Linked DNA regions of Homo sapiens: region 1 is linked to region 2. Evidence: chromatin contacts called from ENCODE Hi-C or POLR2A ChIA-PET data. All regions are on one chromosome and are shown on one strand. Each heading gives the region's core, a stretch centred on a gene start or an enhancer-like site at or near the end of the contact. The rest is flanking DNA. Distances are from core to core; before and after follow the strand shown.

Region 1 (4,226 bases), core at 1,571-4,070, 5.8 Mb after region 2:
TGAGAATATAAATGCACAGCCAATTATATGATGTAACCCAAAAAAAGTGAAAAAGAAACTAAGGTTTAAAAAAAATGTTGAAGGCAAAAATAGGTGAGAAAAAGAAATGTGAGATGAGAAAGTCAGGTATAGGTTACTGCTTTACCAACCTGCCCCTTGCAAGAGTGTTCACAGTAGAATAATTATTGTTAACAATACGTATTATTGAGTGAATACCAGGTAGCAGGCACCATATTAAGCACATTATTATTCATGCAACTAGGAGAATTTTACAAAATTAAAACAGTTTCAAAAGTCTGTAGTCCTTGTACTTAAAAAAAAAAAAAACCATGGTTTAGTACTTCAAAAAGGACCTGCAGCAATATTTAGAATAAAATTGCTTTGGTGAAAAAAAAAAAAAAAAAAGAGACTCCCATGAGGTCTGGTTTCCACCACCACGCCCCACCCAGGGATAGCATTTTAAAGCTGCAGGTTGACACTTTAATACCACCAAAAGACCCTCCCAGCCACCCTGCCCTTGGAAGATCAAGGTCCATTGATTCCTACTGGGGCTCATGTTCAGCACCCCACCTTCCTCACATCCTATCTATTTCCACTCTTCCTCCACTGTGTGGCCCTTCCACTGTAAAAACAGCTACCATTTATTCAGCTCAGCTCCTGATATGCTGGTACTTTACATTCATAAAATCAGTACTTTTTTTTTTTTTAGACAGGGTCTCGCTCTGTTGCCCAGGCTGGAGTGCAGTGATGCAATAACAGCTCACTGCAGCCTCAGCCTCCTGGGTTCAAGCAAATCTCCTGCCTCAGCCTCCTAAATAGTTGGGACTGCAGGCATGAGCCACCACATCCAGCTAATTTTTTTTATTTTTTGTAGAGACAGGGTCTCCCTATATTACCCAGGCTGGTCTTAAACATCTGAGCTCAAGCAATCCCCCTGCCTTGGCTCCCCAAAGTGCTGAGATTACAGGCATGAGCCACCGTACCCAGCCCCATAAAATCTATTCTTCACAACAACCCTAAAAAAGGTATTTTCCCCTTCTCTTTTTTTACAATAAGGATAGTGAGGATCAGAGAAGTTAAGTCACCTTCCACACCTGAGGAAAGGGATCCGCATTTGAACCCACATCTAACTCTGCAACCCATACTCTTTCCACTCTATTCCACTTTGAAGCACCTTCAAGGCAGGGTGCTAACTCATCTTTCTACTTCCCCCACCAGAACCTGGGAGGCACTCAATACATATTTGTACAGTAAATACAATATCATCATTCTCTCCCCTTTTACCCTCAACTCCCCTTCCTCCTCCTACCTCCCTGAGTCTCTACAAGCAGGTAATCCCAAGAAGGTTGGAAAATCTTTCGGTGGTTGACTTTTGAACTGTGACTGACTAGCTATGAAATAGTAACCTTGCTTTGGGACAAGTATGTTTAAGACTAATTTTCTGAATGTATCTGAAAGTAAACTTAAGAAGTCTATGTCAATGTAAAGGAATTAAGAAATCTTCTCTAGTGCAATGTCTCTGGGACGGGAGAGAAATTTGTCAATGGGCAGTTGTGTCCCTGTTTAACCCACAGCAGTTCTTAACCTTTGTGGGGTCGTTGGCCTCTTTGAGAATATGATGAAGCTATTAACTCTCTCCCCCGACCAAAAAAAAATACACTTTGGGCCGGGCGCAGTGACTCACGCCTGTAATCCCAGCACTTTGGGAGGCCGAGGCAGGCAGATCACGAGGTCAGGAGATCAAGACCATCCTGGCTAACACGGTGAAAACCCGTCTCTACTAAAAATACAAAAAATTAGCAGGGTGTGGTGGCGAGCGCCTGTAGTCCCAGCTACTCGGGAGGCTGAGGCAGGAGAACGGCGTGAACCCAGTAGGCGGAGCTTGCAGTGAGCAAAGATCGCGCCACTGCACCCCAGCCTGGGCGACAGAGCGAGACTCCGTCTCAAAAAAAAAAAAAAAATGCACTTAGGGGCACACACACACACATACACACGATTTCACAGACCATTTCAGGGATTTCTACGCTCTGAAGCCCATTCATGCATGAACCACTTCCAAGGAACGGTAGGTTTGCAAAACTGCTTTTATATTTTTACAGCCTTGGTATGCCTTAATTACATTTTTACATTTTTACAGCCTTTGTGTGCCTTAATTAACCTGGCTGGCACTTTAAAACTTGGCCTCACCCTTACCCTGAAGTCACAGTGTGGCTGCATAACTTATGTAAGAAATCGGAGGATCTGTCACAACAGTGAGTGACAAAAAAGGGCAGACAAATTCATTCCACAAGCCAAAAACAGCGACGAAAAGGGTCTCAGCGCCACCTCTAGTGGGGAAACTGAGCCTCAGGCTCCCAACCCAGCCCCCATGATGCCCAGTCTGTCTAGACTCTGTGCTGAACCTGAAGCCCCTGGCCAGGTGTTGCCCAGGCCCTTCCTCGCCCACCCGGTCTCAGACCCATTCTGTGGAACCACAGCCTCCAGGTCATGGCTCCTACTTGTCTCCAGCGTCTTCAGGAGCCTAAGCTGGCACTTCTGGTTGCTGGTGAAGAAGCTGGAGAAGAACCCTTGCTGGGGATTCCCCTGGGCCAGACGCTCGGGGAAGACCTGGCAAGAGACGTGTTGCTGCTGCAGCTGCTCCCCTGCCGCGGGGCCCCGCCGGCGCTCGTCCGGAGCTCCCGCCATGCCTCCCGCAGACCTCGCCGCTGCTTCCTCCTGGCTCAGGCGGCCAGAGCGAGACTGGGAAAGGTAACCTCCCTCCCGCCAACGCGACCGCCCAGGCCCTCCCTCCGCAGGGAAGAAGGGCAGCCTGGCTGGGCTGAAGACGTTAGGCGGGAGGGGGCTTTGAACCTGACGGGGAGCGCGGGAGGCGGGGCGAGAGGCGAGGGGCGGGGCGAGAGGCGAGGGGCGGGGCGAGGGATGAGGGGCGGGGCGAGGGCATGGGGCGGGGCGCGGGGCCCGATGCTGTTGGGCGGAGCTGGGTCTTGCGACTTCCCTCAAAGGCTGTAACAACCCGGCTGCCGCGGATTTCGCTGCTGCCCTCCCAGTGTGGGTGACATGTCTTTATAAGCGTTGTTCTGCAGCTTCCTGCTGCCTGCTGAGCTCTAAGGGTGTCCCGCCTCCTCGCAGACACTCCTTCCTCACCTCGGGGCGAATATTGGCCACTAACTGCTCTTGTGCCGCCGAAGGTCTCGGCCATCCTCCCACTCCCTGCCTTCTTCCGGGGCAAGCCAGTTGTCATTTCTGGCCCGCCACTTTCCCGACCCCTGCCATCCCTCAGATCCACTCTGCCCAAAGATGCCTCTGGCCATATTGAAAGCAGTGTTTTTCAGAAACGTTTTAAAACTATAAAGAATGACTAGTCACATCAAAATCCTCAAAATGTAGGAACCAACTACATTTTTTCTTCCCACCTGTACCCATTCGTTTACCCTACTCTTCTGCCCCACCCCCCACCAATAACTCCCTGATAACAAAGCGCACCCTGTTTACTTCTACCTCTCAGCCTTAACTCATACTGTCATTTCCATCTTTAAGCTCCTTGCCTCAGCCCCTATGATTGGGGCCCAGGTCAAATCTGCCTACTCCACAGGGCATTCCCAGATACCTTAATCAAAATTAATGTCTCCTGATCTCCCAATGTACAAAGCACTTTGTACCTGTTAATCATTTTCATCGTAGCCTGCCAGGTTTTATCCAATTTGTGTGTTTCTCTTTTCCTACTAAATTATTCCACTCAGCTCACACATTTATTCAGCACCTACTATGATGGGCCAGGCAAGGTGTAAGAGACTGAGGAAACACATGACTAAGAAAATTGCTAAAGATGAAGAGCAGCATGTGGTTTATGTAAGAAACATATCTGAAAAATATAGGCTCAGCAGGCCTTTAGGGTTATGAACAGTGCTTTATGTGTCATAGATGCTCAATATCTAAATTGAGTGGGATGCTAGGATAGTCATTCATCTGGAATATTATAAAAATACAAACAACTCCTATGTACATAGACTATTAAAGCCAGAAGTCAAAAAAAAAGTAACTACTTTTTAATTAAATTCACCTTGGATACATTATTTCCAATCCTCACTACAACCCTGCAAAGTAAGTATTATCTCTAATTTGCAGATAAAGTGGGCTCAGCAAAATTCAATAATTTATCTAGGACCACACAACTAGCTTTCAATCCAGTTATTGAACTAAAACACACATATGGAAAACTAAGCCAT
Region 2 (4,521 bases), core at 1,333-3,832:
AAATTTTACCAGCTGTCAACAGGCTGATAAAATTACGAAGCTGCAAACTTGTGCTACTTTTTATGAAAAAGGAAAAGATGACTTCAAGAGTGTGGCTGAGATGCCAGAGGGCAAAGCTGTACAACCTATAGATTATTCCTAGGCCTGCAATATCATCTAATGGAGCTGGCCATTTAGATGAAATTTAGATTTCAAAATTGCTTGGACCAGTGACACTTTTTTACTTCAATTTTTCTCCCCTTTTGAATGGGAATTTCTATAACGGTATTTTATAACTGTGTCTAGAGAATAGGCTGATCAAAGTAGCATTTTTCCTGCTAGCAGAGGTGTTAAAAAAAAAAGGTAGCATTTGATGAAATTCACTTGGCCACTTTGCACTTATCAGATTGAAAAGAGAGAAGTCTGGAAATGAAAATCTGAGATTTAAAAGAAGAAATCAATATTAGAGACTTTATTTAAAAAATAATGGCTAGAACTTGATGATTGAAGGCCTGGTTTCAGGTACTTGAAATTTAGAGGTTGGTAGTAATCTTCTAGGATATATACTTGTATGTAAGTATGAACGAATTTATGAAATACCATGAGCAGAGCACTATGCTCTGTACATTTTCCTCTCATCTGGTACTTTCTATCCATATGCCTTATTGTACATAAACCCAACTCATGTTCAAAGGCCACATAAAGCGCTTTCTAAGTCACTAAATTCTTTGTGACTCTTTAAACCCTCAGGGCCCCATTCTCTAATTGAGCATAATATATATCTTAGAACACTACACTCTCATGATATTCACAGCAAAAATGCTTCTGTGGTCAATCAAGTTTAATCAACTACATACTATAATATATTCCTTCGCTGATACAATGAACATTGTCATATTAAAGGCTCTTGAGAAAGGCCTGCAATGAAGAACCTTGTTTAACTTTGTACTCTTCAGTGTTTCCCAAATGTGTTTGGCCATCAAGGGCAGGGGCCACATCTTATACTTGTGTATCAAGTGTCCAAAAAATACACAGATTCATGAAAATTCAGTTGACATATGCATTGCAATCTAATGACACTATACAGCCTACTCAATGTATCAATAAATGAAGCTGTGCTCTGCTAAAGACCAACAGTGGAATATGTATGTGTGTACATTTACAAACAGATGTTGTCTAATTGGAAGGAGAAAGGAATTATTGACAAAAAGCGAAAAAATATATCATGATGCCTTAATTAACAAATTATGAAATAAATTATATTAAAATGAATTTCATATCAATAAAATACATTTTATAATGCTTTTTACATGTCTTCCTTCTACGTATTAACTTACCAATGGCAGCTTTGCCCCAGATTTGTACACTGAGATCTGTTTTTCCTTTCGTGGATTTATCTAATATTTGAAGGCTAGTTTTAAATCTGTGTTGTTGCTCATTTTTTTCATCTCCTTCCCAAGGATTCCATTCTTCACTTTCCAAAGTGGACTGTTCTGTTTTAAAAAGAGTAAGTGTTTACCAGTAAGGTATTATTGCAGTTGTAGGTAAATTCAAATCATTTAAATTAAGTGTTAGTTCTAATTTCATCCTAACTTTAATTTCTGAGAGGTACAGCAACTGAATTTAAACTGGTAATACACAATGAAAACAAAAAAGAAAATCAGCAATTTTTTTACTGAACTTTTTTTACTCTGAAAAGTCTTAGAAATAAAATGCTACCTTGAGACAGGAAAATTCTCTTCCCCAACACAAAACCTTTAAAAATAACAGGATAATATGTATCAAGTTACAAGCTTAACTTTTGCAATTATTTTTATCCATTGTATACAGGTAACCTATGCACAAAAAACTGACTTCAGAGTGTAGTGTTCACCAGTCTTAGATACTATCGTGCAAAATTCTGAATAAAGGGAAAGAGAAAGCCGAGTCTGATCTTAACACAAGTTAAAACACAGGACAGGGGACCAGAATTTGGAGGTAAAGTCTGCCTTATGGTCACTGCAGGATTAGAGAGGGCTTTGTTTCAACATGGAAACGGATGTCTTAAACCTTGCGGCGATTTTGAGGCCTTCCAGGAGCATTCCCGCAAATCTCTGGCATTTGAGACGACGTCTTGGATTTTAACACGTGTTTGAAAGGCGTGCGCGCCTGTCACCCCCTGGGATCGGGAGCGGGGACGGCGTGTGAGATCTGGGTAAGAATGAGGACCATTCTCCAATTCCGAGCCAAGGGCTGGCTCGAGAGGCTGTAGGGGGCAAAGCGCTTCTCAGGCCCTGCGGGTAATCCCGGACTTGAGAGCCGGGTGCGGGGACCCGGCCCCAGCCGCCCAGCAGCCCCAGCCAGGAGCGCAGAGCCGGAAGGAAGCCGCCGACCCAGTCCTACCTCGGCCGCGTCTCTCCCGCGCGGGGGCCGCCCCCTTCCTGAGGCCCCGCGGGGACCCGGCCGGCGCCTGGCGGCGGCGCCCGAAGAAGACGTGGTAGGCAGCGTAGAGGGAGAATAGGCAGTACAGGGCGATAAGAAACGAGCAGAGCCGCTTCCGCGTCAGCCGCATCCCACTCGGGCTTCCAGTCAGGCATCCACCGCCATGGAGCGGGCGGAAAGAGAATCCGCGACACCGGCGGCGTCCGAGGCAGGCCCAGCCCGTTTCCAGGCAGTCCCCAGCCAAGGCTCCTCCGCCCAGCGCCCGGTACAGCCCCGCCCCGGACACGCCCACCGCCCGCCTCCCGCCCAGGCCCCGCCCCCTCCAGTCGCGGCTCATCCACCCGGCCGAGGGCCTGCCCACCTTCGACACTGGAGGAGGGGGTACTGGAGCGGCCCCTACCCCACGCTGCTTCCAGACGCCGGGCTGAGTGGGAACCTCTCTGACCTCTGCCGTGTACTCATTGCACCTTTCAACCCTGGCCACTTTTCCCAAGTACATAAAGACTCGGGGGAAAAAGAACACCCGCGGTGGTCCATGAAGGCCATGTGAAGGCATGGACTGTGACGTTTTTTGCTCTGCATGGAATCCCTAGCGCCTAGGACAGTGCCTACTACGTTGATAGATGAGTGAATATAAACGTCCTTTAAAAAAATTAAGTGATGATGGTCGCTTAACATTGTGAATGTAATTAATACCACTCACTTGTATGCATAGAAATAGTTAAACTGTCGAATTCATGTTTTATATACCTTACTGCAATAAAAACATTTTTAAAGTTAAGTTTCATTATTATGTGAGTTGAACGCACATAGGCATGCAGTATTTTGTCAAATAGAGGCTGTAAATGTGAATGCTTCAGAAAACTTTGTATCCAGCCTTGGGAAGATGGGCTACAATGTTTTGTCAGTTGCTCTGGTACTACTGTTCAAATTACCCAGCAGTCTTGCGACGGTATGTCTGCTAATTAGGGTGACCAATGGTCCCAGTTTGCCCAGGACTGTAAGGATTCTCCAGTTGGAGGATTTTTAGTGCTAAAATTGAGAAAGTCCTAGGAAATCAGTAAAATTGGTCACTCTAGCACCGACCCTAAACTATTAGGTCAAACACTTTACCCAATCCCCCAAACAGTTCCCTGCCTCAAAAGACCTGTTTTAAACCATTTTTGCTCAGACTCCCCAAATCCTATAAATATCACCCCCAACCTTCTCCTTCTGAGACTGCCAAGCTTCTGTCAAAGTGTGGCCTCCCTTACTGTAGTAGATTTAATAAATTTAGCTTTCCTTGATTAACAGGCTATTCTGGTGTCTTAGGGAGATGGCAGTTGTTTTATGTATGCTGTATTGTTGTTTATCCTATTTTGTTTGTTTGTGGAAATGACAATTATTTAAGGATAGGAAGTAATTACCTTATAATTACCACAAAACACCCACTGTATCAATGTACATTCAGATGCTACTGACTAATGGTTTTACTATTGAGAAATGCATACAAGGTAAAACTAATATGCAGTTGATGTCATCTTGAATAGGGGAGAGGGCCATGAAAATGAAGGAGTTGTTTTACCTCAAACTGCAAATGACTGCATAATTTGATGATAAGCTTTTAAAAATGTATTTAGGTTACAAAGGAATCTTCTAATTGATCTAAGTCTGGCAGAGTTCATTTTCCTTTCTCTTGGTGTTTAATGGTTGAGCTACAGCTGGGAGCTACTTTCTGTATATGCTCTCATCTCTTCAGGTGGATGGAAAGAGAGGGAAAGAGATGTGGTGGGGAATGCAGCAGTGTGGAGGGGGAGACAAGGTTAAATATCCTCTGGGGGTTGAAGCTCCGCATATAGGGAACCAGACCTGAGAAGGAAAGATGTGGGAGGAAGAATAGAAATAAAGGAATATGAGATGAATTAAACTAAAGCAGGGCTAAAATCTTTACTTGGTGAAATTTTCTACTCTGTCTGCAAAGGGAAGAACTATTAATCAACAAGATATTGAGAAAATAGCCCTAATGTCCTAATGCCTTCTTCTAGTTGACTGTGAAATAGTACACGCTTATTCTTAGAAGTCCCCAGTACAAATTTCTTGTGATACCTGGTCAAAATTCTCTTCTTAGTTTATCAAGTTTCC

Evidence for each region. A loop is a pair of places that touch in the nucleus more often than their neighbours do. ChIA-PET counts read pairs that join two places held with the same protein, here RNA polymerase II (POLR2A). Pooled maps may share reads with other maps.
Region 1: a loop to region 2 is called in a pooled map, with 17 times the contacts of the local background. The contact joins the promoter of ATP23 here to the promoter of RXYLT1 in region 2. A Hi-C loop is called at or near these places in 1 of 37 single-sample maps with no recorded cell type and 7 of 50 pooled maps. POLR2A ChIA-PET finds 5 or more read pairs at or near these places in 1 of 52 experiments (naive thymus-derived CD4-positive, alpha-beta T cell).

The regions. Positions count from the first base shown.
Region 1 is chr12:57,940,161-57,944,386 of GRCh38, reverse strand. ATP23 (ATP23 metallopeptidase and ATP synthase assembly factor homolog) reads right to left here and starts at 2,820. Exons shown (of 6, transcript NM_033276.4): 1 at 2,499-2,820. The coding sequence starts at 2,685. RefSeq lists enhancers at 1,516-1,685, 2,142-2,951.
Region 2 is chr12:63,777,970-63,782,490 of GRCh38, reverse strand. It overlaps RXYLT1 (ribitol xylosyltransferase 1), which reads right to left and starts at 2,582. Exons shown (of 6, transcript NM_014254.3): 1 at 2,362-2,582; 2 at 1,317-1,472. The coding sequence starts at 2,530. RefSeq lists silencers at 2,214-2,513, 2,242-2,517, 2,534-2,763.